2 separate regions of the Homo sapiens genome follow, and region 1 is linked to region 2. Evidence: chromatin loops called from intact Hi-C (ENCODE). Cell type or tissue: ascending aorta. All regions are shown on one strand. Links, peaks and the distances in the headings refer to the core of each region. The heading gives the core; the rest is flanking DNA. Region 1 overlaps LOC124907901 (a long non-coding RNA gene). Region 2 has its middle 13 kb from the start of DAPL1.

Region 1 (4,396 bases), core at 229-4,228, 60 kb before region 2:
AGGCATGGCCTTGAGGGTGGATGCATTCTCAGTGATGGGACTCTAAAAACCCACAAAACTTTCCACAAAAGAAAAAGTGGTTTGTGATCAAGCCATCAATAAGAAACTCAGAAACTTCTCTGATTCCGTTTCCCCAGTTTTGCCCACTCAGGTGAGTAAGCAGGGATGAGGGAGTGGGCTAACTTTGAAAGTTCCCTTCCCTCCTGCGGATATTCCCCAACAGCAGCCCTAAACCCCTGGGAGTTTTGGGTTTCACACTGGATCAGGTATTCTAATGGCTGAGTAAAGACCTGCTGGGACCATGAAACAATTACTCCCTGAGGACCTGAGAATGAACGAAGTCATGGGGCTGCCCAGGTTTTCTGGCAGTACCACCTCCCTAGAGATCATTCAGAAATATGTTGGAGTGTGTTTTGATTGACACAATGATTGGCAGGGAGGATACTCTTGGCATTTAGAGGACAAGGGCCTGAGATGCTCGATATCCCAGTAACCCAAGAACTCTCCTGCTTGAAATATTAACAGTGCTCCCAGTTGAGGCCTACACTCATGGAGGCAGGGGCAGGATCACCCCTTCCCTGAACAAGTTTTAAAAAGACAGTGGAACCTATGCCAGGCAGGGAAACCAGAACTGTAATTGATGACCTGCTGGAGGCTCAGTGTGAACAAGTCTGAGAAGAAAACTCCAGAGGGACCCAGTTACTTTTGTGAATTTTACCTGCTGGAGGTCAACCAGGTTCTCAGAGTAAATATCTGAGAAAAATAATAATAATAAAAAAAAAGACAGTGGGAGACAAAAATAGAAATACATTTTCATTATGTTGCCCTTTATGCTTATTCACCATATCTATTACGCTGAGGCTACAAGTATTTTGCAGTGACTTGAGAGCTCTTTCCCACAGCTGCTTAATTACATTCCAGCTGCTTGGATGCATTAGAGCCAGAAGCAGGCCATGAAGTGGGTGAAGGACCTAGCAGAAGGTGCTATGGTGTGCTGCGGTAGCCTGAACCCCTAAAAGCCCTAGCCCAGGTTAAACTTGCTCTGGTGACTGAAGACCAGGATCAGCCCCAGGTTTGAGAAAACCTGGCTGGTCTTGGTGTGGTAGCCTGAACAATGTCTACGTTCTTAGCCCTGAAATCTGTGACTATGTTACCTTCCATGGCAAAAGAGACTTTGCTAACATGATTAAATTAAGATGTTGACATGGCAAGATTATACAGATTGTCCAGTAGGCCTGCTTTATTCACGGGTGTCCTTTGAAGAGGGACAAGGGGATCAAAGTCAGAAGAAGGACACATGATAACAGAAGCAGGAGTTGGAGTGATGCTTGTTGGAAATGGGGGCATGAGGCCAGGGCGGCAGCTCACGCCTGTCATCCCTGCACTTTGGGAGGCTGAGGCGGGCAGATCACCTGAGGTCAGGAGCTTGAGACCAGCCTGGCCAACATGGTGAAACCCCATCTCTACTAAAAATACAAAAATTAGCTGGGCATGGGGATGTGCACCTGTAATCCCAGCTACTCAGGAGGATGAGGTGGGAGAATTGCTTGAACTTGGGAGGTGGAGGTTGCAGTGAGCCAAGATTGCACCACTGCACTCCAGCCTGGGAGACAGAGCAAGACTCTGTCTCAAAAAAAAAAAAAAAAAAAAAAAAGAAAGAAAGAAAAGAAAATGGGGCATGCATGTGGCACTAGAAGCTGGAAAAGGCAGGAAGATAGATCCTCTTCTAGAGCCTCCAGAAAGGAACACAGACCTGCCAACACCTTGATTTTAGCCTGCAAGACCCATTTTGGGCATCTGATCTCCAGAACTGTAAGATATCCAATATGTGTGTTTTTAAAAGCCATTATATTTGTGGCAATTGGTTACAGCAACAATAGGAAAATAATTTACCTGGTTTAAAGTGTAATATAAACCTTTCTACTCAAGAGAACTTAGCAGTTCTCTCAAGTTCACCCGAAGAACCCCCAAATCCCAACACAACCCTCTCTCCCCTCTCTGAAGATTCCAAGGAGAAAGGAAAGCAGTCCTGGCAAAATCCTCCTCCGGACCCGGTAAACAACCTGCAACCATGGCACATTGCTGTGTGATATAAACGTGTGTGTGTGTGTGTGTGTGTGTGTGTGTGTGTGTGTGTGTATGAGAAGCCAAAAGAAATAAAAAGGATTTCTATATTATCTGCGGTTTTCTTCACTAACCTTTCCCTTTCTAGCTACATAGATAATTGAGGACTCACTCCATTCTATCAAGGACCGCCACTGCTTGCTTTCAAGGGCTTCCCTCACCCCACAGATTTCTAGATTAGATCCAATGCAGTCTCTGATCATGCTGAAGCCTTGATTAGCAAAGTAGAAGAAAAATTAGAGAAAATTAAGTGGGCATTGTTGGAAAAACAAATAAATCCTCCTTCATTGGCAGACTTGAGCATTTACTAGAGCAATAACTATAGCACCATTTTCAACACTTTCTGCTGATGGGTGTGGAAACACTTTCTATCACAACCGACTTGACTTTTCCCTCTTTCTTCAGACCATAGATAAATATTTAGTTACAAACTTCCAAACAGAATAAAACCAGACTTTTAGTTTATTTGACAGGAAAGCTTAGTATGGGATACTTAAATCATTAAGGAGAAAAGACAGCTTAACTCACTGTAAAGCTAAAGATTAACTAGGAACCAACATGAATTCTCTTATAGGCTGTTTTCTACTCCCCTTGGTAGGAAAAAAATGTTAATTCACTCAGTATTAGATATCATGAGCCAAGTCTGGATTCCTTGGGAAGGTTTGTTTTCTCTCAGGAATACTTAGTTTGGCCCAGGGAAAATGAAAACAAGTTTAAAAAAAATCTTTCCTGGTTAGTCATTTTCTCTGGAGACTTAAAAGAAAAAAGACACTGATGTTGAGTAGAAAGCTTTCTCTGCAAGCTTTTACTGCAATGTCAAATAAAAAATGCACAGAATTGGCTCCCCTGGCAGCTTGTGCCTACTTTCAACTTTTTTTTTTTTTTTTTTGAGACGGAGTCTCTCTCTGTCACCCAGGCTGGAGTGCAGTGGTGTGATCTCGGCTCACTGCAACCTCCACCTCCTGGGTTCAAGTGATTCTCCTGCCTCAGCTTCCCGAGTAGCTGGGACTATAAGCATTTGCCACCATACCTGACTAATTTTTTAATATTTTTAGTAGGGAAGGGGTTTCACCACATCAGCCAGGCTGGTCTTGAACTTCTGACTTCAGGTGATCCACCCATCTTGACGTCCCAAACTGCTGGGATTACAGGTGTGAACCACCGTGAATGGCCCCTTCAACTTCATGTCTAAAACACCAAAAGCAATGACAACAAAAGCCAAAATCGACAAATGGGATCTAATTAAAATAAAGAGCTTCTGCACAGCAAAAGAAACTATCATCAGAGTGAACAGGCAACCTACAGAATGGGAGAAAATTTTTGCAATCTAGCCATCTGACAAGGGCTAATATCCAGAATCTACAAAGAACTTAAACAGTGGCCAGGCACGGTGGCTCACGCCTGTAATCCCAGCACTTTGGGAGGCCAAGGCAGGTGGATCACGAGGTCAGGAGATCCAGACCATCCTGGCTAACATGGTGAAATCCTGTCTCTACTAAAAATACAAAAAAATTAGCCAGGATTGGTGGTGGGCGCCTGTAGTCCCAGCTAATTGGGAGGCTGAGGCAGGAGAATGGTGTGAACCGGGCAGGTGGAGGTTGCAGTGAGCCAAGATTGCTCCACTGTGCTCCAATCTGGGTGACACAGCAAGACTCTGTCTCAAAAAAAAAAAAAACAGAACTTAAATAAATTTACAAGAAATAAAAAATCAACCCCATCAAAAAGTGGGTGAAGGATATGAACAGACACTTCTCAAAAGAAGACATTTATGCAGTCAACAAACATGAAAAAAAAGCTCATCATCAGTGGTCATTAGAGAAATGCAAATCAAAACCACAATGAGATATGATCTCATGCCAGTTAGAATGGTGATCATTAAAAAGTCAGGAAACAACAGGTGCTGGAGAGGATGTGGAGAAATAGGAACGCTTTTACACTGTTGGTGGGAGTGTAAATTAGATCAACCACTGTGGAAGACAGTGTGGTGATTCCTCAAGGACCTAGAACTAGAAATACCATTTGACCCAGCAATCCCATTACTGGGTATATACCCAAAGGATTATAAATCATTCTATTATAAAGACACATGCACACATATGTTTATTGTGGGCTATTCACAATAGCAAAATCTTGGAACCAACCTAAATGTCCATCAATGATAGACTGGATAAAGAAAATGTGGCACATATATACCATGGAATACTATGCAGCCATAAAAAAGATGAGTTCATGTCCTTTGCAGGGACATGGATGAAGCTGGAAACCATCATTC
Region 2 (4,396 bases), core at 308-4,307:
AACACATGGCCATCTTATTGTCCATAACCTTCTCCCTGACCGACCCCACTTCTGCCACAAATTTTCCCTTGCCCCTTGGACTATTAAGATGTAAAAATCCTGGGTGTTACATAATTTCACGGTAATGATTGCTATTACATTGAAGTATTACTATTATGTATCCTTAGCAAAATTAACAGACGTTCTTTAATATCACTAAATACTTAGTAAGTACTCAAATTTGTCTGATTGTCTCATATCTTTTTTTTAACAGATGGTTTGTTCACACCAGAATCCAAACTGGCCCCTTCCTTAATTAATTAATTTATTTTTGCAATTATTTGTTGAAGACGCTGGGTCTTTAGTCCTGTAGAATTTGCTACATTCTGGATTTGGCTGGATTTGTTGTATTGCATGAACATGTCCTGTTCTTTGTATTTCCTGCAAACTGGTGGTTAGATCTAGAGGCGTGATCAGACTCATGCTTGATTGATTTATTTTGGGCAAGTATACCCAAGGGTGTTATTGTGTACTTCCTGTTGAGGCACATCTACAGGCTCATAAAGTCTGGTTGTCTTTGTGTAATGTTGAGGCTGATCTGTCATTTTAGCTGACATTCTGTTCTAAAGAATGCTATTAGATACAGAAAACAAAATTTGCCTCTCTATAGAAAATGAAGTGCCAAAGGAGAAACCCACAACTTCATTTTTGAGAAGAGAGAATGCACAATGTGGGTAGCTTGCTTTTATATTTAACACAGTGAAAGACTCACAGAAAAAACTTGCCCTTCTGGTTCAAGTTCCCTTTAGTCCCCAGTTCAGCATCAGATATTTGTGTGATTTGGTCGGGCGCGGTGGCTCACGCCTATAATCCCAGCACTTTTGGAGGCCAAGATGGGTGGATCACTTGAGGTCAGGAGTTCCAGACCAACCTGGCCAACATGGTGAAACCCCGTCTCTACTAAAAATGCAAAAATTAGCTGGCCATGGTGGCAGGTGCCTGTAATCTCAGCTACTCGGGAGGCTGAGGCAGCAGAATCACTTGAACCCGGGAGGTGGAGGTTGCAGTGAGAAGAGATGGTGCCACTGTCCTCCAGCCTGTGCGATAGAGCGAGACTCCACTTCAAAAAAAAAAAAAAAAAAAAAGATATTTGTGTGATTTATTTGCTGGCTTACTGTGTCAGAATGTATTTAGATTTCAGGCATTTTTCTACCATCTTTTTAATTTGACTCAGAATAAGAATATTTTCATCTTGCTTATTATGTTTCACTTTTAAAACAGCTGCCTCAGGCCGGGCGTGGTGGCTTACCTCTGCAATCCCAGCACTTTGGGTGGCCGAGGTGGGCGGATCATGAGGTCAGGAGATCGAGACCATCCTGGCTAACACCGTGAAACCCCGTCTCTACTAAAAATACAAAAAATTAGCCGGGCGTGGTGGCGGGCGCCTGTAGTCCCAGCTACTCGGGAGGGTGAGGCAGGAGAATGACTTGAACCTGGGAGGCGGAGCTTGCAGTGAGCCGAGATCGCGCCACTGCATTCCAGCCTGGGCGACAGAGCGAGACTCCATCTCAAAAAACAAACAAAACAAACAAAGAAACAAACAGCTGCCTCAAAAACGTGAGTGATAATTTAGGGGGCTTGGAAGATGTCTTTCCAGGAGGCCTCGGTGGCTGGGGTCTCGGCTGTAGTCATATTGGACTTTCGGTGTCTAAATGACTGTCGCCCACTCTCCTTTCCCTGCCTCTGAGCTTTCATTTTCCTCAGTCTGCTATAATCCTCTACTCTTGGTCAACTCCCACGCCTTCCATGACCCCATCAGTCTGTGAGTTGCTCCTGCAATCATTCCACTCTTCTCATTCACCATACTTTGTGGGATTGATGAATTAAATCTCATAGTATCCTGAATTTGAACCAACCTGTAGATCTTCAATAAGTACTTTTTAAAAGGGAATCAAATTTCCTTGTTTTGTGTTACTTTAAAAACTACATTTCTTCAAAGACAAGTAGCCTGAGTGGTGTCTCAGTGGAAAGTTACTTTCCCAAAGCCATTCTACAGTATCTGCAATTGCCTTAAAATTCTGCCAATCCGATTAATCTTATTTAAACCACAAAAATGACTTTCCTAAATACATCTTATGATGATCCTAAGTGATACCTAAAGTGATAAACGGATGAATCGACAAGTGAAGTGGCTTGTTTGAAAGGTTTCCGCGGATGGCCCTCCTTTCCGTCGCCCTTCCCTGTGGGTATAAAAGAAACTGCAGTCATGTGAAAGATTTGTGTTTGCCTGGATTGGGAGCACGCGGGCTTGGAAAAGAGGTGCACGTGCCCTGTTCTCTCTTGGGTATTTTGCTGTGGATGCATGTGATTCTGATCTCACAAACGGCTGGTGTGCTTTAGAAATTGAAAAATAAATGAGAATCCAAAGACACCGACAGATCATGTAGAATTTAATTTCAACTGTTACTTGAAGAGAAGTTGTGAGAAAACACCCACTTTCTGAAAGTAATCTTCTCTTTAATAACACTGGTTGGAGATTTTCAAAATGGCTATACACACACATTTATACACATTTATACACACATATTTAAATTTTTATAGTAATAGATGTAATGGATTGTCTTACCCAAGAATTTAATTTCTGAATAAAAAAAATCTTTCCAAGGTAAATACTTATAATACAATTCTTCCTTTCCTATATGACCACAACTTAATGTAGAACTTTTACAAAACAGTCCCTTCATTTCACTCCCTTTGCTTTGGAATGCTGAGTCAGTGTGCTGTTGGAAATCCCAAGGCTGGGTGTGGGTGGAAATAGTAAGTCATGGGTTTTAAGACGCAGAACAATCAGGAGAGGAACTTTGACTCTGGACTCCGTCTCTTCAGCCCCTTTGTGGATTTTAGCACAGGATAACTTGCAACATCAGCATTTCACTCTTTGCCTGCACTTCTCCTACCTTTGGGGCAGGATTAGGAGCTCTTTGAGAGTAGGCTCTGTTTGTTATTCAGATCACATGGCATGCAGTTGGCAGAAAATAGATGCATGTTATTGATGATGCTGAGAATACCAGGATAGACAGCTGTGGGAGGTGTTTCACTCTTAATTGTGCGGCATGAAGAGCAGTCAGCAGGAGAGTTGGCAGCTGTGACTTCTAGAATTCCACTTAAGAAATGGAGCGCCACTGATTCAGATCACCAGAGAATCTCATGGGTACACCTCAAAGGCAATATGACAAACAGTGTGATCAATAGTCATTTTAGGGTTCTCCTCTGCTACCAGTGTGTATTCCATGAAAATAGGCATGCCAAAAAAAGGAATCTTAAGCCTGTGAACCATGGAAAGGGTCAGAAAATAGCTATGGTAGCAGGCAAAAACTAGAAATGTCAAAAATTGGGCAGAAGAGAGAAAGGAGAAGGTAAAAAAGCAGATGAAAAGAATACCTTGTATAACAGAAAACCAAACACCACATGTTCTCATTTATAAGTGGGAGGTAAAAGATCAGAACACATGGACACATAGAGGGGAACAGCACACACTGGGGCCTATTGGAGGGTGAAGGGTGGGAGGAGGGAGAGAATCAGGAAAAATAACTAATGAATACTAATGAATACTAGGCTTAGTATTCTGGGTGATGAAACAATAATCTATACAACAAACTCTCATGACACACTTTTACCCATGTAACGTAACAAACCTGCACATCCTGCACATGCATCCCTGGACTTAAAATAAAAGTTAAAAAAATACCTTGTATAAAATAGAAGGTGGGGGAATACAGGGCTGGGAGGGAGAGAGGAACTGATTTCAAGAGCAAACTCACATAGATAACTGGGCTTTTTAAAATGAAAAAATGCTCATCATCACTGGCCATCAGAGAAATGCAAATCAAAACCACTATGAGATATCATCTCACACCAGTTAGAATGGCAATCATTAAAAAGTCAGGAAACAACAGGTGCTGGAGAGGATGTGGAGAAATAGGAACACTCTTACACTGTTGGTGGGACTGTAAACTAGTTCAACCATTGTGGAAGTCAGTGTGGCGATTCCTCAGGGATCTAGAACTAGAAATACCATTTGACCCAGCCATCCCATTACTGGGTATATACCCAAATGACTATAAATCATGCTGCTATAAAGACACATGCACACGTATGTTTATTGTGGCATTACTCACAATAGCAAAGACTTGGAACCAACCCAAATGTCCAATAATGATAGACTGGATTAAGAAAATGTGGCACATATACACCATGGAATACTATGCAGCCATAAAAAATGATGAGTTCATGTCCTTTGTAGGGACATGGATGAAATTGGAAACCATCATTCTCAGTAAACTATCGCAAGAACAAAAAACCAAACACCGCACATTCTCACTCATAGGTGGGAATTGAACAATGAGATCACATGGAC

What was found. Peaks named below come from ENCODE experiments on the same cell type or tissue, not always from the same donor. Only the 100,000 strongest peaks of a DNase experiment are listed, where the experiment ranks them.
Region 1: a loop joins it to region 2, with 3 times the contacts of the local background. A loop is called at or near these places in 1 of 110 quality-filtered maps.

What each region holds. Positions count from the first base shown.
Region 1 is chr2:158,840,433-158,844,828 of GRCh38, reverse strand. All of the region lies in intron 2 of LOC124907901 (a long non-coding RNA gene), which reads right to left. Among named protein-coding and RNA genes, the nearest start is that of DAPL1, 47 kb to the right of the region's middle. In ascending aorta, for the core only: no CTCF peak of the experiment used is centred there; no DNase peak of the experiment used is centred there; H3K27ac peaks cover 699 bases.
Region 2 is chr2:158,780,216-158,784,611 of GRCh38, reverse strand. No RefSeq gene overlaps it. Among named protein-coding and RNA genes, the nearest start is that of DAPL1, 13 kb to the left of the region's middle. RefSeq lists an enhancer at 922-1,421. In ascending aorta, for the core only: no CTCF peak of the experiment used is centred there; a DNase peak (open chromatin) is centred at 2,801; H3K27ac peaks cover 733 bases.